2 separate regions of the Homo sapiens genome follow, and region 2 is linked to region 1. Evidence: read pairs that join two places in POLR2A ChIA-PET (ENCODE). Cell type or tissue: OCI-LY7. All regions are shown on one strand. Each heading gives the region's core, and the rest is flanking DNA. Links, peaks and the distances in the headings are about the cores only. Region 1 holds the start of LOC107985579 (a long non-coding RNA gene). Region 2 holds the start of SEC14L6 (SEC14 like lipid binding 6).

Region 1 (10,354 bases), core at 1,288-9,287:
TTTATTGAGTATCTGCCCAGCACCAGGCATGGCAGACTCTGGGGACACCGAGGACCCTGGGCTGACCCAACTGTATTAACCGGAGGTTTGCGCTCATGGAGGGAGGGAGGTGGAAGTGACACCAGTGATCAGTTATCAAGTGGGTGCATTGTCACCATGCATGCTTGGTTGGGGGCAGGAGCCAAACTCTGGGGGAGCACCCAGCCAAGAAACCTGACAAGGGGTCACGTATGCTTTGTCCAAGGAGGAGGTGACCCTGAAGGGAGAGCTGTCGGATGTGCGGGATGATGGCAGGCGAGCCTTCCAGACAGGAATGGGGGGTGGGCGGTCAGTGGGGCAGGGGTGTCAGAGGCCAAAGGAAAGCTGGAAGGGCTCTCCCAGCCTGGGGCAACGCTGGTAACAACTCACTGGTATTTCCTATTTCTTCATGGATAACTGTGTACACATTAAATAGTTATTAATAATTAATAAAACCATTTTATAATGCCGGTTACAAAACAGCCGTGTAGTTTGTCAGGAAAGAATGGCAAAATCTTGGCAGGAGGCCACAGATCAAAACTCTTGCTCAAAATGAGGCAATTGGAAATACCCAGGCCTCACCTGTCCAGATAATGGAGGTGGGACCTGCTCTCCCTAGCCCATCTCCTCCCTGGAAGTCCCCACAGTCTTTGGGGAGAAGCAGGTGAGGAGGGCAGCAGGTCAAGGACCCATGGGCGTGTTTTCCTTTTTTTTTTTTTTTTTTTTTGAGATAGGGTCTTACTCTGTTTCTCAGGCTGGAGTGCAGTGGCCCAGTCATAGATCACTGCAGCCTTGAACTCCGGCAAAAACCATCCTTTTGCCTCAGCATCCTGAGTAGCTGGGACCACAGGTGTGCACCACTGCACCTGGCTAATTTTTTTTTTTTGGAAATGGGGTCTCACTATGTTGCCCAGACTGGTCTCGAACTCCTGGCCTGAAGTGGTCCTCCCACCTTGGCCTCCCAAAGTGTTGGAATTACAGGCGTGAGCCACCACCCCAGGCCCCAGGGTTGCGGGTGTTTCAATGGCTGTTGGAGAGGCTCACCTGCCCCAGCCCACCTCACTGCCCAAGGAGCCCAAGCTAGGGAGGACACCACTGTAAGAAAGTCTAGGCAGGTGCTCAGAGTAGGTCTTCACCAGAGCTTCATGGCACAGCACTCCACAGTTTGCACAGCCGCTTCACATTAAGTCCTGAAGCAGACAGAGATTATAGCCCCATTTTACAGGCCAGGAAACCGAAGCTCAGCAGGGGGCAGTGCCTTGGCCAAAGCCTCTGTGTCCAGTGAACCAGTACCCAGGTCAGCTGCCGCTGGTGCCCCCAGCCTGCAGTAGGGGAGACGAGGGTTGATGGCGTGTGGGCCCCTGCAGGGAAGGCCAGTGTGGGGCAGGGGGCCACACAGTGGGACAAAGTGAGGTGCTGGGTTCCTGGGGTGGAGGGAAGGCCCAGGATTGGGAGAAAGCTGCTCAGACGTTTGTGCATCTCGGTGGGAAGTGATGGTGCCAGCTCCATGCCCAAATACCGACTGTGAGCCAGGCCCAAGCTGAGGCAGGAAGCACCATCCGCAGCCTACAGATGAGGAAAGTGAGGCTCAGGGCAGGAAGTGAATTATCACATCACACAACACAAAGCGGGAGAGGTAAGCCGTGAATCTGTGTCCATCTACCAGACCGCACACTTGGTGTGCGGGTAGGGAGGAGGCCCGGCCCAAACTGAGCGATGCTCAGGGGACTTCTGCTTTTAACCACCAGGGGGCAGTGTTGGGCCAGCCGCACCCCTGTCCACCAGGAGCGTGAACTGGGGTGGCCCTTAGCATGGGCTCATTGGAAGGTTACTTTCCAGGCCGGTTGAAGCCAAGTTCACCAGGCCCAGGCTGTTCGTGGGGCCACCTGGAGTGGCGGAAAAAGGCAGCCTGACCTCGTTTTAGATCCTGGGTCTGTCACTTGCAGGCTCCGTTTCTTTTTCTTTTTCTTTTTTTTTTGAGACAGGGTGTCACTCTGTTGCCCAGGCTGGAGTGCAGTGGTACAATCATCACTGTAGCCTCGACCTCCTGGGCTCGGGTGATCCTTCCACCTCACCTCCTGAGTAGCAGGGACTACAGGTGTGCACCACCATGTTTAGCTAATTTTTTATTTTTTGTAGAGATAGGGTTTTGTTATGAAGCCCAGGCTGGTCTTGAACTCCTGGACTCAAGCAATCCTCCCACTTTGGCCTCCCAGAGTGCTGGGGTTACAGGTGTGAGCCACCGTACCCTCTCTGTGCCCATTTCTACCCACTCCTGTCCAGATTCCGCAGGGCAGCCAGAATAAAATCTTTCTGAAATGCAAATCTGATCACATCATTCTCTGCATAAGCCCTTCTCTAGTGCCCCACGTACCCCTGGGTAAAATCAGCCTCAGTGGTAGCTTGCAAGGCCCTCTGCAACCTGGCCACTGCACCCCAGTTCCAGACACATCCCATGACTTAAATTCACCAATTCATCAAGCTCTTTCCTGCCCCTCTGCCTTTGCTCATGCTGTACCTTCAGCCTAGGACTCCCTCTCCAACCTTGTTAAATGCACGCTCAAGGGCACTGGAACCCTGTCTTGAAAGGCCTTCCCTAGGCCACACCGCCACCCAGGCCCTATCAGTTAGGGTCCCTTCCCCACACCCCAGCTGCACTTCCCAGAGGTTCCAAAAAAAAACCAGATACCATTTACTAAGCACCTGCATAAGCTTGTGGCTCTATCTATGCCACTTTGTTTAATCTTCATGGCAGCCTTATAAAATAAACATAGACCAGGTGCGGTGGCTCACACCAGTAATCCCAGCACTTTGGGAGGCCGAGGCGGGCGGATCATGAGGTCAGGAGATCGAGACCATCCTAGCCAACATGGTGAAACCCCGCCACTACTAAAAATACAAAAATTAGCTGGGCATAGTGGCACACACCTGTAATCCCAGCTACTCGGGAGGTTGAGGCAGGAGAATTGCTTGAACCGGGGAGGTGGAGGTTGCAGTGATCCGAGATCGCGCCACTGCACTCCAGCCTGGTGACAGAGTGAGACTCTGTCTTAAAATAAAATAAAATAAAATAATAAAATAAACATAATTATTCCTGTTTTACAGGAGAGGAAAGTAAGGCTCAGAAACAGACATTTGCTCAGTGGTGGCACCAGGGTTGGAACTCAGGATGTCTGACTCCAGAGACTCCATGTGCCTTCCTGGACCATTTACCACCAGAGCCATGTGCTTCCCTGGACCGTCCACACCCAGGTTGGGTCATGCCAAGAGCACCGCCAAAGGGCAGAGTCTGGCAGCATGACCCACTACTTCAGAGAGACCCAAGAAGAGGGTAGAGCAGGGTAGCCACAGAACAGGGGAGAAGCAACAGGAAAGAATGGGCTCGCCTAGCTGTGTCCTAGTCTTGGAGCTGAAAGCAGGCTGGGTGACTAGCCTCGTAATAGCGGTAAAGGCCTACACTGTTGATCACTTACCATGTGCTAGGCAGTAGGTGAGGTAGCTTATTGGTCTCTTCTACACTGGTCATCTCAGTACCCTGTAAGAAGGAGATGTTACCAGCTTCAATTTCCTTGTGAGACTCAAGATCACACAACACATTAGAGGTGAAGTTAAGATTCAAATCCAGATAGCCAGGCCCATGTTTCAGCAGCATCCATTTCTGAACTATTTGTGGATTATTTGCCCAGGGTTGGGAGAGGAATGACAACTGCTTGGGCTCTTTTGTTGGTGATCACCCTCAGACCCAGGTCCTCTCCCCAGTAGCCTTAGGCACTACAGGCTTTCCACAAATGCCAATGAAAACAGAGACCAGTTTGGCATGAAGAATTTGGGACACTTGATGCCCTTTGGGTAACCCCAGGCATTGTGGGAAGAGATGTGCCAGCTCCAACCCTAGACAACATACAAATTAAGGCCTCTTTCACTTTATAGAATCATTCACTGTCCTCCCCCATGTTCCTGTAACCATAGCAACCCATTCCTGTAATAAATAGCAAGGGTGTTGTATGAAAGAGGAAAGGGAAATCCTTATGAACTTGACCAGGATTTGTGTTCCCACCTCAGAGGTCTTTGGAGTCTTCTCCAGAGTGTCTTGACTTCTTGGTGGCCATTGGTATTGCGTAGTACAGACAGCAGCAGCAGCAGTATCATCAACATCGTCATCATGATCATACTTAATTTTAATTTCTGAGAGAAGAAGGGAGATGAAACTAAGCAATAAAGAATCTGTATCAAGGCCAGGCACAGTGGCTCATGCCTGTAATCCTAGCACTTTGGGAGGCCGAGGCAGGCAGATTGCTTGAGCTCAGGAGTTTGAGACCATCCTGGGCAACCTGGTGATACCATGCACCACCATGCCCAGCTAATTTATTTTTGTATTTTTAGTAGAGACGAGGTTTCACCATGTTGGTCCGGCTAGTCTCGAACTCTTGACCTCAAGTGATCAACCCACCTCGGCCTCCCAAAGTGCTGGGATTACAGGTGTGAGCCACCGTGCCTGGTCCAATAGATAGACATTTTTAAAGTTTGACTAGACATTTCTCCATAGACAATATACAAATGGCCAATAAGCACATGAAAAGATGCTCAATTGCATAGTTGTTGGAGAAATGCAATTCAAAACCACAATGAGATACCACTTGACAGCCACTACAATGGCTATGATAAAAAAAAAAAAAGCAAATGGAAAATAACAAAAGATGTGAACGATGTTGGCAAGGATGTGAAGAAATTGCGGCCCTCATACACTGCTAGTGGGAATGTAAAATAGTGTAGCCACATTGGAAAATAGAAAGGCAGTTCCTCAAAGGTTAAATATAGAATCACTATACAAGCCAGCAATTCCACTCCTAAGGTTATACCCAAAAGAAGTGAAAACCTATGTTCCCACAAAAACTGATACAAAACATAGTCATACCAACATTATTCATAATAGCCAAAAAAGCGGAAATAACCCAAATGTCCATCAACTGATGAACAGATAAACAAAACGTGGTCTATCCATAGAATAGAAGATTATTCAGCCATGTAAAGGAATGAAACACTGATCCATGCTACGGCATGGATGAACCTTGAAGACATTATGCTAAGTGAAAGAAGCCAGACACAAAAGACCACGTACTATATGATTCCATTCATATGAAATATCCAGAATATGGACATCTGTAGAGATAGAAAATAGATTCCTGGCTGTCAGGGGCTGGAACAGAGCAGGAAATAGGAAATGAATGCTGCTGAGTACAGAATTATTTGAGGGTGAGGTGATGCGAATGTTCTGCAATTAGATAGTGGTGATAGTTGCAAAACCTTGTGAATATATTAAGTACCACTGAATTGTACACTTTGGGAATGATTGCTCTGACTCACCGCAGGCTGTTCACCCTCTCTGGATGGCGGTACCACTGCCCCCGCCCTCCTGCTCCTGCTGCTGCTGCTGCTTTTTGCAGGCACCCCCACCACCCCTGAGTCAATCCAAGAAACTGAGGTCATCAACCCAGGACCGCCTAGGGGCCAAACTTCTCCAGATCCCTACTGGAAGACTCTGGATGTGGGTGTTGGGGGCAGGAACCTGATGACTCTGAGCTCTCTGGCTCTAGAGATATTGATGAGTCAAGGGACCCCAAGATCATCCCTGAAGTGATCCAACCCTTGGTGCTTCTAGATAACCACATCCCTGAGAGGGCAGGGCCTGGGAACCTGGTCCCACTGAAACCAAGGAACTGGAGGACAACGAGGTCATCCCCAGGAGGATCTCACTCTCTGCGGGGGACCAGGATGTGTCCAATAAGGCACCCATGTCCAACACTGCCCAGGGCAGCAACATCTTTGAGAGAATGGAGGTCGTGGCAGTCCTGATTGTGGACAGCATCGCGGGCATCCTCTCTGCTGTTTTCCTGATCCTGCTTCTGGTGAACCATATGAAGAAGGATGAAGGCAGAAACGACCTGAGCAGGAAGCCCATCTACAAAAAAGCCCCTAGCAAGGAGTTATTACGCTTCTTCTATGAGCACTGGTTTGGACTTTAGGGGATAGGGAAGTCGGAGGATTTTGCAGAGTGGCCATTAGGATGCGGGAGGACAACCTAATAGTGTCTTGTTAGTATCTCCAGTTCCGGTTATCTTTATATATATTTATTATTATTTTTAAGACACGGTCTTGCCGTGTTGCCCAGGCTGGAGTGCAGTGGAGTAATCTTGGCTAACTGCAACCTCCACCTCCCCGATTCAAACAATTCTCCTGCCTCAGCCTCCCGAGTAGCTAGGACCACAGGCATGCACCACCACACCTGGCTAATTTTTGTATTTTTAGTAGAGACGGGGTTTTGCCATGATGGCCAGGCTGGTCTTGAACTTCTGGCCTCAAGTGATCCTGGGCCTCCCAAAGCAACGTGATTACAGGCGTGAGCCACCACGCCCAGCCTTCTGGTTACCTTTAAGTGTCTGGAGAAACATCGTCTTCTACTGTTCTGCCTGGATCTTCTTGGTTGTTGTTGTTATTGTTGTTTTGTGTGTTTTTTATTTTTATTTTTATTGAGACAGGGTCTCACTCTGATATGCAGTGGCAGAATAAGGGCTCACTGCAGTCTCGACATGGAATCAAGAATCAAGCAATCCTCCTGCCTCAGCCCCTCAAGTAGCTGGGACTACAGGCATGCGCCACCACACCCAGCTATTTTATATATATATGTATATTTTGTAGAGATGGGGTTTCACCATGTTGGCCAGGCTGGTCTCAAACTCCTGGACTCAAGTAAACCGTCTGCCTCGGCCTCCCAAAGTGCTAGGATTACAGGCATGAGCCACTGGGCCTAGCTTGCCTGGCTCTTCTTGATTTCTTGGGCCTCAGTTGCCCCCGAAGAAAAATAGAATTAAACTTGGCCTTTCTGAAGGCAAGAGTAGAATTGGATTATTTCTTTAACTTCCAGTTTAGAATCCAGGTCCAGCTTCAAACCCATACTGAACATGCCTCATCCAGAGCCCCTTTGAAGTCAGGGAGGAAGGGGTCTTGGGAGTCCTGGCTGAGGATGTGCTCCCATCAGCCAGGACTCACAACACCACTATCTAACTGCCGAACATTTTTATCACTCTGCCCCCGACATAATCTGCTCTCACAGGCTCACACTCTGGCAGGAATTGGGAGAAGGAGCTAGAACCATCTGCACCTTGAGATGTGTCTGTAAATGAGTACTTAGGATCATGCCACAGGAGTCTCCATAGTATATGGTATACCTTGGCCCATTCTAGGCTCCTTCAAGTGCCTTTTGGAAATCAACCTTTTTATCTGGGGAGGGAGGGTGAGAAAAAGAGCCAGAAGTTCATGTTGAAGTGGATTTGTGGAATATTTGCAAATCTACTTTTATTTTATTTTTTTGAGACAGGGTCTCGCTCTGTTGCCGAGGCTGGAGTACAGTGGTGCAATCACAGCTCACTACAGCCTCGACCTGCAGGGCTCAAGTGATCCTCTCACCTCAACCTCCAGAGTAGCTGGGACTACAGGCACATGCCACTGCACCTGGCTAATTTTTATTTTATGTGTTTTTTGTAGAGACAGGGTGTCATTATGTTTCCCAGGCTGGTCTCGAACTCCTGAGCTCAAGCGATCCTTCTGCCTCAGCCTCCCAAAATGCTGTCCTGCTTGGATCTTCTTGGTTGTGAATATGGAGGATTTTATTATAGGCATGAGCCAACACGCCCATCCATAAATCTATATTCAGTGGATTTTTTGAATGGTTCATTCCTTTGTGCAGAGTGTCTCTGCCTGAGCAAGACTTTGAGAATCCAAGATGTTCTTCATTCTCTCGTACATTTCCACAGCACCTGCTAAGTTTGTATTTAATGTTTTTTTTTTAAATTTTGCTTTGTTTGTTTCTTGAAAATAAGATAAAATCAGAGGAGATACTCCTTTTTTTGAGACAGGGTCTCGCTCTGTTGCCCAGGCTGGAGTGCAGTGGTGTGATCATAGCTCACTGCAACCTTGACCTCCCAGGCTCAAGCTGAAACAAGATAGTCCCCCTGACCCCTTTGAGGGACTCAAGAAGGGGTTGGCTGGTTTACTTAGCCTGCAGCTCTCAACCCCTCATGGTGGGGGAGCACACAGGTGAGTGGGTGCAAGGGCTGGGATGAATGCTTCTGGGCACCAGAAGTAGAACTCTGTGCAGCTCCATAGCAGCATCTAGCAGGGGTACCTGTGACCTCAAGAGCCTCAGAGGACATATGTTACAGTGTGCCCTTTTAGCTTTGCCACCCAGGGATGGCTTAAATGTTTACCAGCTCAGTGGATGGTGAGGGTGACAGCCTTTTGCACCTGCCCTCTTGGTACCTGAGTTCTTGTCCAGCATCCAGGAAGATTCAGATCACACAAATGAATTGAAGGGTGGTGAATATGGAGGATTTTACTGAGCAGTGGAAGTGGCTCTCAGCAGGATGGGGAGCTGGAACAGGGATGGAGTGGAAAGGCAGTCTTCTCCCAGAGTTCAGCTGTCCCTGGCGGAACTCTTCTCTGAAGTCTCGCTGTCAAGCCATCCCTCTGAAGTCAAACTGCTTCTCTCCGACACCTGGCTGCTGCTTCTCTTTTCTCCTTCTCTGCTGCTCCACTCTGCCACTGTGCCACCCCTCTGCCAACAGAGCCTGGGGTTTTTATAGGTAAAAGATGGGGGCTGGGGGCAGGCCAGAAAGCAACATTCAAGCTGGAAAACAGAGACAAAGTGAGAACACGTTGTGCCGTGGTCCAAGGCTTGAGGGTGTGGGCCTCTCCAGGGAACTTGCCATTTTCTGCCTAGCATTTTCCTGCTTCCTGTCCACATCAACACAATCCTCCCACCTCAGCTTTCCAAGTAGCTGGAACTACAGGCACACATCACTACGACCAGCTAATTTTTTGTATTTTTTGTAGAGACGGGATTTTACCATGCCGCCCAGGCTGGTCTCAAACTCCTGGGCTTAAGCTATCCATATACCTCGATGTCCTAAAGTGCTGGGATTACAGGTGTGAGCCACCACGCCCGGACTTTTTTTTTTTTTCTGAGACAGAATCTCCATCTGTCGCCCAGGCTGGAGTGCAGTGGTGTGATGTCGGCTCACTGCAACCTCTGCCTCCCAGGTTCAAGTGACTCTCCCTCCTCAGCTTCCCGAGTAGCTGGGATTACAGGCGCGTGCCATCAGGCCCAGCTAATTTTTTGTATTTTTAGTAGAGACGGTATTTTTAGTATTTTTAGTTGGCCAGGATGGTCTCGAACTCCCGACTTCAGGTGATCCACCCGCCTCAGCCTCCCAAAGTGCTGGGATTACAGGATTACAGGGGTAAACCACCGCACCTGGCTGAGTGAGCGAATTTTTGTGTGGCTGGGTGCATTTTGACCTCTTTTCTTGCCCCATTCCTGCTGCCTTTTTTTTTTTTCTTTTTTTTGAGACAGAGTCTCGCTCTGTCACCCAGGCTGGAGTGCAGTGGTGTAATCTCAGCTCACCTACTGCGTTCAATCAATTCTCGTGCCTCGGCCTCCTGAGTAGCTGGGACTACAGGCACCCACCACCATGCCCGGCTAATTTTTGCACTTTTTGTAGAGATGGTGTGGCGGGAGGGGTCTCACCATGTTGGCCAGGCTGGTCTTGAACTCCTGACCTCAAATGATCCACCTGCCTTGGCCTCTCAAAGTGCTGAGATTACAGGCATGAGCCACCACACCCGGCCCCTGGTGCCTTTTCACGGGGCTGGAATAGCTGAGGTAGCCCATTCTACCCTCTTTCTGCCTTCTGCCTGGGACCCAGCTGGCGTTCTTTGGTTTGCTTTCTCTAAGCTCTAGGCCTGTGCTATCCAACACAGTAACCACGTGTGGCTGTTTAAATTTAAGTCAACTAAAATCACATAAAGTTAATTCATTCCTCATGTGCTGGAACTGAACTGGAGTCTGCTCACCTGGCACAGTAAGACCAGATATCCATTCTGAGATTTTTGCAGCAATAGAAAGGAAAGTGTTTATTTGCAGGGCACCCAGCAAAGAGGACCAGGCAGCTAAGGCTTAAACTCTGACCTCCCCGATGGTTTGCAGGTAAGGGTTTTTAAAGGCAGTGGTAAATTTCAGGAGAGCAGAAGTTATAGGCAAAATCGTTGCATGGAGGTTACACACTGGTCTTGGCCTGAAACAGTGGGATATCACGCAGCTTGGGGCTTACAGGTCATAGGTAGAGTCAACGTTTTCTGATTTGCAATTGGTTAAAGTAAAGAAGGTTTGTTTAAAAATTTGGGATCAGCAGAAAAGAAGGTTAGCTTGGACTGGTGGGTGTGACTCCCACTAAGCCCTTCAGGAAGAAATTTACAACAAAGAGTTCAGTCTTCTCCCGAT
Region 2 (10,354 bases), core at 1,655-9,654, 60 kb before region 1:
AAGTTTCATCCTCAACCCTGAAGCCATGTGCCTTAACATCTGGGATGAATCATGGGCAGTTGCTCTGGACATGTCAGGTGGTAGATGAAGCCTGGGATGAGAGTGAAGGCATGATGACAGTGACTTCCGGGCCTCTGTTGGGGGTGAGAGATGACTTCTCCTGGCTCAAAGAGGCATCCGATGGGACCACAGGAGTAGAGGGTAGGGGACTGAGAGGCAGGGTGAACAGCCGCCTCCGTGTGTGTGTGAAATCAGGTGGTGTCAATTTCAACATGTCATCAACGCTCCGAGGAAACATCGCTGTCCTAATTTTGCAAGTGAGGATGTGAACCCAGGGCAGGCTGAATCCAGGGCCCCATGCCTGAGGCACCTAGTAAGGAATGAGCCCCACCTGTTGCCCTGAGGCTCACAGGAAGTAGTGGGATTTCTGGGTGGTGATAAATGTGGGCATGGCTACCAGCTGGCAAAAGGCAGGCCACCTGGAGGGAGCCACAGAGTGGAGCCTGGACCCATTCATGGGCAGCATGAGTGGACAAGTGGGTGACCTGAGCCCATCGCAGGAGAAGTCGCTGGCCCAGGTGAGTGAAGGGAGAGACTCCTACACCAGCCTCAGTTTCTCCTTCTGCCACGGGGAAGGGCAGGACTCAAGGTCCCTGAGTTTCTTCTGAACTCTCCAGCTCTGGGTCTCTTCCCAACCCTGAGGGGCTTGGTAGCCAGAGGCTACACCAGCACTAACCAATAGAAATACCACGCCACCACAAACGCAAGCCACATAGGTCATTTGAAATTTTCTTTCTTCCTTTTTTTTTTTTTTTTTTTTTTTGAGACGGAGTTTCGCTCTTGTTGCCCAGGTTGGAGTACAACGGCACAATCTTGGCTCACTGCAACTTCTGCCTTCTGGGTTCAAGCAATTCTCCTGCCCTAGCCTCCGGAGTAGCTGGGATTACAGGCACCTGCTACCACGCCTGGCTAATTTTTGTATGTTAGTAGAGATGGGGTTTTAACCACGTTGGTCAGGCTGGTCTGGAATTCCTGATCTCAGGTGATCCACCCACCTTGGCCTCCCAGAGTGCTGGGATTACAGGCATGAGCCACCATGCCCGGCCTTTTTGAAATTTTCTAGTAGCTCCATTAAAGAACTAAAAAGAGGCTGGGCGCTGTGGCTCATGCCTGTAATCCCAACACTTTGGGAGGCTGAGGTGGATGGATCATTTGAGGTCAGGAGTTTGAGACCAGCCTGGGCAACAGGGTGAAACCCTGTGGCAGGAGAATCGTTTGAACCCAGGAGGTGGAGGTTGCAGTGGGCCAAGATTCTGCCACTGCACTCCAGCCTGGGAGACAGAGCAAGACTATGTCTCAAAAACAAAACAAAAACAAAAACAAAACAAAACAAAACAAAAAAAACCTAAAAAGAAACAATTGAAGTAAAGTTTAATGATGTATTAACTTCAATATATAATCTAATCAATATAAAAACAACTGGTCTGGTGCAGTAGCTCGGGCCTATAATCCCCGCACTTTGAGGCGGGAGGATCACTGGAGCCCAGGAGTTCTGGCAACATAGCAAGAACACATCTTTACAAAAAATTAAAAAATTAGCAACATAGGGAGACCCCATCTCTAAAAACAACAACAACAACAACAAATAGCTGGGTGTGGTGGCCCATGCCTGTAGTCCCAGCTACTCGGGAGGCTGAGGTGGGAGGATGGATTGAGCCTAGGAGGTCGAGACTGCGGTGAGCCAACATCGTGCCACTGCACTCCAGCCTGGGCAACAGAGCTAGACCCTGTTTCAAAAAAAAAAAAAATGAGTGTTTTGAGGGGATACTGAGTCTTTGGAATCCTGTGTATTTTACACTCACAGCAGACCTCAGTTCAAACTAGCCACATTTTAAGAATTTGTGGCTACCATATTGGACAGGGCTGGTGAAGGCTGCTGGCCTGCTGGGGAGGCTGCATTGGCAGGTCACGTCCTCAGCTATGAGCTGGAGGAGGCAGGAACAGGGTGCATTTTCGTCTCTAGCCTGGGAGGAGTCCCTTGAAGGTCCTTAGGGTCTTTCCTTCGTGGTCGCACACGGCAAGCTTGGGGTCCAGGAAGACTCACACGGTTCCATGAGCATGGAGGCAACGACGGGTCCTTGGAGGTCTCGATTCCTGCCATCATAGGGTTTTGCATGGGGTAGGTGGTGTATGCGGGGTGGGAGGTGCCGGGATGGGGTTCCCGGGGCAAAGAAGGGTGGCGACCGGGCGCTGGAGTGGACTTTCTTTTTTTCACGTTGTTGTTGTTTTAAGAAAAAAACAAAACAAAACACCACAGATCAAGTTTTCTAACACCTCAGTTTCAAGATTGCACGTTTCACATTTCTCAGTAATTTACAGGCACCCACAGCGAGATGTTGCTTAGTGCTAGCTGGAGGGGCAAGCTCAGGTCTAGAAGGGAGAGATGCGTCCGGGTGGAGCAACACAGTTGGGCCCCAGGGAGTCTTGGAGGGACCTGAGGAAGCGGAGGGTTTTGTCTCCAGTCCTTTGGGAGGGATCCTCTCCTCCTCCAGGACTCATGGCTCTTTAGCCTAGGGATGGGGGAGGCCAGGACTGTTGGCAGCAACCTCACCAGGTCTGGATATGGGTTCCAGAGTTTTTTTCCAGCTTTTCCATGGAAGTGGTAGTTTGATCTAAAGGGGAAATCTTCCCCACTCAAGCCCCAGTTGAGGGGTGGTGGTGGTGGTGGTGGAGGTCAGGGGAGGTGGGATTTTCTCCTCCCCACCCTGGAAGATCAGGCTTCGGAGCATCGGGGAGGTAGTCAAGGGTCTTCAAAACCCACATGGTGATGGACGGAGGCACAAGAGTTCTTGGACCCCAGGCAGTTCTGGCCGCTTCCCAGGTCGGTTCCCTGGCTGGTTTGGCAACGTCAGCCTCCAGGTGTGTGGCAATGTGGGGAGAGGGGGCCGTGGCTGCTGGAGAGCCAAGGAGGGGTGGGGAGAGAAGAGCCACCCTGGCCCCTGGGTCCCAGAGCCTGCACCGCCCCAGCCCTCCGGGAACTGGGCTGGCTGTGCTCATCATGGCGGCTCCTTGTGGGACAAGGAAGAGCATGGAGATGGGTGCTAGAGCAAACCACGGTCCCATTCACTTCCTCGGGACCTGGATGCTGGCATACTCTGAGAAGGACAGCTCGGGCTTGGGGGCCAGCTGCTTGGGGGTCCGGTTGAGGTGCACCATGTCCAGGTCAGCATAGGTGAGGGTGTCCTCCGACGCAGGCTGCAGGCTGGTCTGAATGCTGGCATACTCTGTGTGGTTGTTGGGCTCCGCGGCCCGGGGAGCAGGCTTCTTCCCCTTGGGCAGGTTCAGGTCCGCATATGTGATATCATTTGTGTCCTGGGTTATTTTTCTGGCATTCTTCTCGGGTTCATGCAACCTTGTAGAAGAAGTGGAGCCCTGGGCTTTCTTCTGTCTGATTCGGACGAGGTAGAGAGCCTCCATCAGTAGGGCCACCAGCAAGGTGCACACCACGCCCACCACAATATAGATGTTCTGTTCATTAGGTCCAGTGTTCTCAGCGGCGGTATTTGAGCTCTGCTCCTTCAGGTGGGCTGAGACCTTCAGGTCATGGCTTTTGCTGACCGCTGACTGCCCGTCATGCTCCACCTGGCAGGTGAGCTTCACATCATCCCTGTGGGCAGATACATTCACCAGGAGCCAGCTCATCCAGTTGTAGGTGCCATCCTTGTTCTCTGTAAGAGTTGAGGCCGTTTCTGTCCGGGACACATTGCCGTTCTCCAACCAGGTCAACTGTAGTCTCTGGGGGTAGAATTTCGTCACCTGGCAGGTGATATTCACCTGGTTCTCTGCCCTCATGGGCTGTTGAGTAACCTCCAAGGTGGGTGGAACTTGGATAGTCTCAGACAAGTTGGCAGTCCCACGAAAAGAGTCCCCCCGCAAGGTGACGTGGGCCACCTCGCAGATGACTTGAGAGTGAATGTCCCCGCGGGTCAGCACCACATTGGCTGTGCTGTGGATGCTGTAGGACACGCTCTCTCTTGCGGGGTCCACGTTGGTCTGGAAGTCTGAGAGCTGATTCCCATTTTTGAACCATTTCAGGCTGATGTCTCTGGGTGAGAAGCCATGAGACTCGCAGGTGAAGCTCACTGTGTGGTCAGGTGTGGCCCTCGCTGCGGGGCCCGATACCACGGGGGCAGAGGGTTTGGCACGCACAGACAGCTCAGTGCCTGCTCCAGACTTCAACTCCACGTCAGGGCTCCCTTTCTGGAACTTCACACAGTAGTAGGTGCCGGCATCTGCTGGGGTGATGTTACTGATGCAGATGGAAAAGTCCATGTTGGTTCTCTTTGTGAGATCTGAAACAGTTGTTACCCGGGGGAAGTGGCCTTCTTTTTGATGGTAGATTAATTTCCGGCCTGGTCCAGCTCCTCTGAACCGTTGGATGGGCCCCACAGGGTTCAGGGAGGTCACAGTGCACTGCAGAGCGGCCGACTCTCCAGCTGCAACTGATACAGACTTCTCAGGCTGAATCACCTGCAGCTCCTCCTCACCCGCCACTCCTGACCAGGCGCAGGACGCGGGGAGCAGCAGGCAGAGCAGCGGCCCGAGGCGGCCGGGGACCGGCCCGCGGGCTCCATGGGCCGCGGCTACGCCGCCCGCGAGGGCTGGAAGGCACTAGAAGCGCCGCCGGGGCTGCCCAGAGGCCGGGTCCCCGCTCCACTTTGCGCAAACTTGTTTTTCTGAGGTCAGCGCTGCGAGCTGGCTACATCGTCCTCTTAAGGTGGCCTGGGGAAGTTGCGGCCGACCTCCCCTCGCCTCCGGACTCCGGCCGCGCGGCTACTCCCGCTTCCCACTGGCGAGAGGCTGGAGGCGGCGAAGGAGTCGGGGAGTGGAGGCGCGGGGGTGGGGGGGTGTCTGCCTTTTAACCCTCCCCAAGAGGTCGTGCCTCTGAGCCCCAAAGCTGAAGGCCCCTCTTGGGGGTGGGTGCGGGCCGGAGGGGACCGATCCTTTCAGAGCCGTGCCGAGGTGAAGGAAAAGCTGGAGTGGACTTTCTGGTAGGGTCGCGAGACGGATGGGGAGGGTCGCGGTGTGGGCAGGGTGGGGCCCAGGTCCAGGCTGGGGACGGGGTCTGAGCCGGGCGTCCCCGCCCACCGGCCTGCCCTTTCGCGTCCTGCCCTTCGGTGCCAAGAACAGGCACAATTTCTCCTGTGCCTGTTCTTGGTTTTCTTCCTCAAGGTAGTGTGTGTAAAGCTGTGTGTTGGTAACTTGACCCATTTCCTTAGAAAATGGCTGAATGTGTTGCTGATGTATAGCAATACCAGATAATTTGTTTTTTGTCCATGAGAGTGAACAGGAAATTTATTTATTCATTTATTTGGAGACAGGGTCTCACTCTATCACCTAGGCTGGAGTGTAGTGGTGAGAACATGGCTGACTGCAGCCTCAAACTCCTGGGCTCAAGCAACCCTCCCACCTCAGCCTCCTGAGTAGCTGGGACTACAGGCACGCACACCACACCCAGCTAATTTTTAACTTTTTTTTTTTTCTTTTTTGAGATGGAGTCTGGCTCTGTCACCCAGGCTGGAGTGCAGTGATGTGATCTTGGCTCACTTCAGCCTCTGCCTACCAGGTTCAAATGACTCTCTGCCTCAGCGTCCTGAGTAGCTGGGATCACAGGCGTGTGCCACCATACCTGGCTAATCTTTGTATTTTTAGTAGAGACGGGGTTTTGCCATGTTGGCCAGACTAGTCTCGAACTCCTGGCCTCAAGTGATCCACCCACCTCGGCTTCCCAAAGTATTGGGATTACAGGCGTGAGCCACTCCTATCAGCCAGAACAGTTTTTATTTCTCTTTGATGAAAAGCAATTAAACACCATTCATACCTTAATAAAGCTGGGAGGGGAGTATGATTAAAATCTAGCTTAAGGATGATTGTGGCCTTTAGAAGTTGTGTTTCTTAGTATCCAAGAAGATGATTATAAAAATAAAATTAAAAAATAAATAAAAATTTTTTTAAAAGTTGTGTTTCTTGAATTGTATGAATCTTTTAAAAAGAAAACAAAGTATAAACAAAGCTAGGGGAAAAGTCTTACAAGTTGTTCAAGTGTGAATTCGCATCTGATTATATCCCCATAAAGCTGTTAGTTTTAATTAAAAAAAAGTTCAAGTAATTGAATTTTTTTTTTTTTTGAGATGTAGTCTCACCCTGTTGCCCAGGCTGGAGTGCAGTGGTGCAATCTCAGCTCACTGCAGCCTCCGCTCTCTGGGTTCAAGCAATTCTTGTGCCTCAGCCTCCTGAGTAGCTTTGATTACAGGCGCCTGCCACCACGCCCAGCTAATTTTTGTATTTTTAGTAGAGATGGGGTTTCACCGTGTTGGCAAGGCTGATCTCGAACTCCTGGCCTCAAGTGATCTGCCCGCCTTGGCCTCCCAAAGTTCTGGGATTACAGGTATGAGCCACTGCACCCAGCCAATTGATTTTTTTTTTTTTTTGAGACAGGGTCTTGATTTATTGCCCAGGCTGGAGTGCAGTGACATGATCTCAGCTCACTGCAATCTGTGCCTCCTGGGTTCAAGCGATTCTCCCACCACAGCCTCCCAAGTAGCTGGGACTACAGGCGTGCGCCACCACACCTGGCTAATTATTGTATTTTTTGTGGTAATGAGGTTTCACCTTGATGCCCAGGGTGGTCTCAAACTCCTGAGCTCAAGCAATCCACCTGCCTCGGCTGGCCAAAGTGCTGGGATTACAGGTGTGAGCCACCTCACCTGGCCAAGTAATTGATCTTAATGCCCATGAGTTCAAAATACAATACTCAAAAAAAAAAAAAAAAAAAAAAAGGAACAAAAAGGAGGGGCAGTGTTCTGCATCAGGAAAAGGACATTCTGCTTAGACCTGAGATAACCCTCTTAAAAGACAATTGAAGTCAGAAATTGAAATAAAAATTGCTCATGTTGGCTAAGAAGGCGCATCACCATTTCCAGCCTCAGTTTCCTCACTTAGCGAATTGGTATAATGGCAGTGTCATGTCAGGATTCATTTAAGGCTTAGCCCAAGGCCAAACCCTCTTTCATATTCCTTTAGACAAAGGTTATCAGTCCATTTTTGGTGGGGGGCCAAGGAAAGTCTTTTGAGGATCCATCTGGGGCCCAAAGAGAATAAGACCCAGAGAGAGGGGAGTGACTCAGGCAAGGCCACAGTGGGACCTGCTGACTCTTTGTCCGGTGCTCTTTTCCTTACCATATTCATCAGTGTTGGAGGCTGGCTTTAGCCTACAGTCAATGACATCCACCCAGGAGTGGCCTCTCAGCTCTCAGACCCTGCAGGGTGGGCCCAGGGCCAGCTGAACTGTCCTAACCAACTCCCAGGCCAGGTCAAGCCACCCCTCACTTGGGCGTGGCTGATGGGTGCCAAACCATGTCTTTACATTGAAGGCTTCTAAGTCACAGTCCATCATTTCAACCCTAACCTATCAGGTACACAGCTCAGCCCTGCTTAAGTGTGGGAGGGAACGGTCAAAGACAAAATTAAGACAAATTCAGTTTAAAGATCTCAATTATCTTTATTGCAATTCTAGAATCAGGCAACTGGCTCTGCCACTCACTGGCTGTGTGACACTAGGCAAGTTGCTCAACCTCTCTGAGCCTCAGACTCTGTGCACTTTATCCTCCCACCTGACCTGGCCTGAAGGCTTCCTAAGGATGAAGATCAGGGCACTAAAGAGGGCCCCTCCCTGCCCCCACATCCCTGAGTCAGGCTTGTAAAGCTTCTCTGTGTTTAATCCACATTTAATTCTCTCTGATGTTTAGTGTAGTAGGTTCTTTTTTTTTGAGACAAAGTCTCACTCTTGTCCCCCAGGCTGGAGTGCAATGGTGGGATCTCGGCTCACTGCAACCTCCGCCTCCTGGGTTTAAGCGATTCTCCTGCCTCAGCCTCCTGAGTAGCTGGGATTACAGGCACCTGCCACCACGCCCGGCTAATTTTTGTATTTTTAGTACAGACAGGGTTTCACCATGTTGGCCAGGCTGGTCTCAAACTCCTGACCTCAGGTGATCCTCCCACCTCTGCCTCCCAAAGTGCTGGGATTACAGGCGTGAGCCACCGCGCCTGGCCTGTAGTTGGTTCTTTATATCATCCCATTTTCAAGACGGAGGAAACAAACTGTTATGGCTTGACCCGGACCCTGATCCTCCCAGCCCGAGTGGGACCTCTTCACTCAGACATCCCCTTCCTCAAGGACAGTTGAGACCTGCAGGACCGAGGGTGGTTGGCCTCTGACCCAGGTCTCTCCCTGTCTGTCCTCAGTTCCGGGAGAACATCCAAGATGTGCTATCTGCGCTGCCCAATCCTGATGACTACTTCCTCCTGCGCTGGCTCCAAGGTAAGGATAGAGCGTGGGGCTGGGGTAGGGTCAATGGCATGAAAGAGGAGTGTATTTGGTATCTATTGAGTGTATCAAATTACTCCAAAACATAGCCATTTAAAACAACTGCAAACATTTATTATCTCTCGTGATTTCTGTGGCCAGGAATTATGGAAAGGCTTAGTGGGGTGTTTCTGACTCAGGGTCTCTCATGAGGTTGCAGTCAAGATACCCATCGGGGATGCAGTCATCTGAAGGTTTGATTGGGACAGGAGGATCTGCTTCCAAGGTGTCAAACATAGTTGGCAAGTCTGTGCTCGCTGTTGGCAGGAGGCTTCAGTTCTTCCTCACAGGGCCTGCTCAAGCATCCTCACAACATGGCAGTTGGCTTCCCGCCATAAGTGATCCCAGTGAGCAGGGAGGAAGTGGTGGTATCTTACAGTGAAGCTTTCTGAGTCACATTCCATCATTTCTTTTTTCTTTTCTTTCTTTCTTTTTTTTTTTTTTTTGTTGAGACGGAGTCCCACTCTGTTGCCCAGGCTGGAGTGCAGTGGCGTGATCTCGGCTCACTGCAACCTCCGCCTCTCAGATTCAAGCAATTCTTGTGCCTCAGCCTCCCGAGTAGTTAGGATTCATGTGCCACCATGCCCAGCTAATTTTTGTATTTTTAGCAGACAGGGTTTCCTCATGTTAGCCAGGCTGGTCTCAAACTCCCGACCTCAGATGATCCACCTGTCTTGGCCTCCCAAAGTGCTGGGATTACAGGCATGAGCCATCTCGTCTGGCCAAATTCCATCATTTCTACAGCAATCTATCAGGTACACAGCTCAGCCCTGCTCAGTGTGGGAGGGAACTGTCAAAGACAGAATAATGACACATTTGGTTTAAAGATTTCAATTATCTCTATTGGAATTCTAGAATCAGGCAACATTTCATGTTATGAGATAGAATAAGTGCTCCGATGAGTCAAGCAGAGGAGTTTGGCTTTATAGACAGAAAAGGGGCTGAAGAAAGCAGAAACAGAACAAAAGGCAGATCTATCATTTCAAAGCTACAGTACTTTTCTGGTAAGGCAAGGACAGGGATACAGAACAATAGAAAGATAACTGATTGGTTAACATCAGGTGACTTCAGGTTACTCTTTGCTGTAAGGCTAAAAACAGAGAGAACTTCATTAACATACCAGCTGAAGATTGTAATTGGCCTGTTAGGGAAATTAGGCTTGCTCGCTCGCTCTCTCTCAAACAAGGTCTCACTCTGAAGCCCAGGCTGACATCAGCTCACTGTAGCCTTGACCTCCTGGGCTCAAGCGATACTCCCACGTCAGCCTCCCTAGTAGCTGGGACTATAGGAGCTCGGCACCACGCCTGGCTAATTTTTGTGTATATTTTTTGCAGAGACAGGGTTTCGCCATGTTGCTCAGGCTGGTCTAGAACTCCTGGACTCCAGTAATCCACCTCCCTCAGCTTCCCAAAGTGCTGGGATTACAGGCATGAGCCACCGTGCCTGGCTAGGCTATCTCTCTTGATTTCTCAAGTCAGATAACAACTCAGTTTCAGTTTAGCGAGCATGGGTGACTCCATCTTGATTTTTGGTCTTGTCTGTTGGGACCTAGTGCTGGAGTTTAGTACAAAGCAATGGCCTCCTATGATTTTTGTTTAGCAGAGCAGGGAGTGAATACTAGGTGAGGATCACTGATGGTCATCTTGGAGGTGGCTAGTACAAGGAGTGGAAATACTTTCATATTTTGAGCACTTATTCTGTACCAGGCACTGGGTACAGCAGTTTTTATGTATTATTTCCTTTTTTTTTTTTTTTTTTTTGAGTCAGAGTCTCACTGTCACCCAGGCTGGAGTGCAGTGGCAGAATCTTGGCTCACTGTAACCTCCGCCTCCTGGGCTCAAGTGATTCTCCTGCCTCAGCCTCCTGAGTAGCTGGGTTTACAGGTGCCCGCCACCACAACTAGCTAATTTTTGTTTTTTAGTAGAGATG

The links. Peaks named below come from ENCODE experiments on the same cell type or tissue, not always from the same donor. Only the 100,000 strongest peaks of a DNase experiment are listed, where the experiment ranks them.
Region 2: POLR2A ChIA-PET joins it to region 1 with 12 read pairs; 3 of 35 experiments call an interaction of 5 or more read pairs at or near these places.

Annotation. Positions count from the first base shown.
Region 1 is chr22:30,476,977-30,487,330 of GRCh38, reverse strand. LOC107985579 (a long non-coding RNA gene) reads right to left here and starts at 4,257. Exons shown (of 3, transcript XR_001755490.2): 1 at 4,076-4,257; 2 at 3,492-3,553; 3 at 947-1,584. It also overlaps the pseudogene SDC4P. In OCI-LY7, for the core only: CTCF peaks have their summits at 1,553 and 1,770 (motif pointing right); a DNase peak (open chromatin) is centred at 1,760.
Region 2 is chr22:30,536,853-30,547,206 of GRCh38, reverse strand. It overlaps SEC14L6 (SEC14 like lipid binding 6), which reads left to right and starts at 466. Exons shown (of 12, transcript NM_001193336.4): 1 at 466-578; 2 at 8,305-8,380. The coding sequence starts at 525. It also overlaps the pseudogene SIRPAP1. RefSeq lists an enhancer at 3,611-4,603. In OCI-LY7, for the core only: no CTCF peak of the experiment used is centred there; no DNase peak of the experiment used is centred there.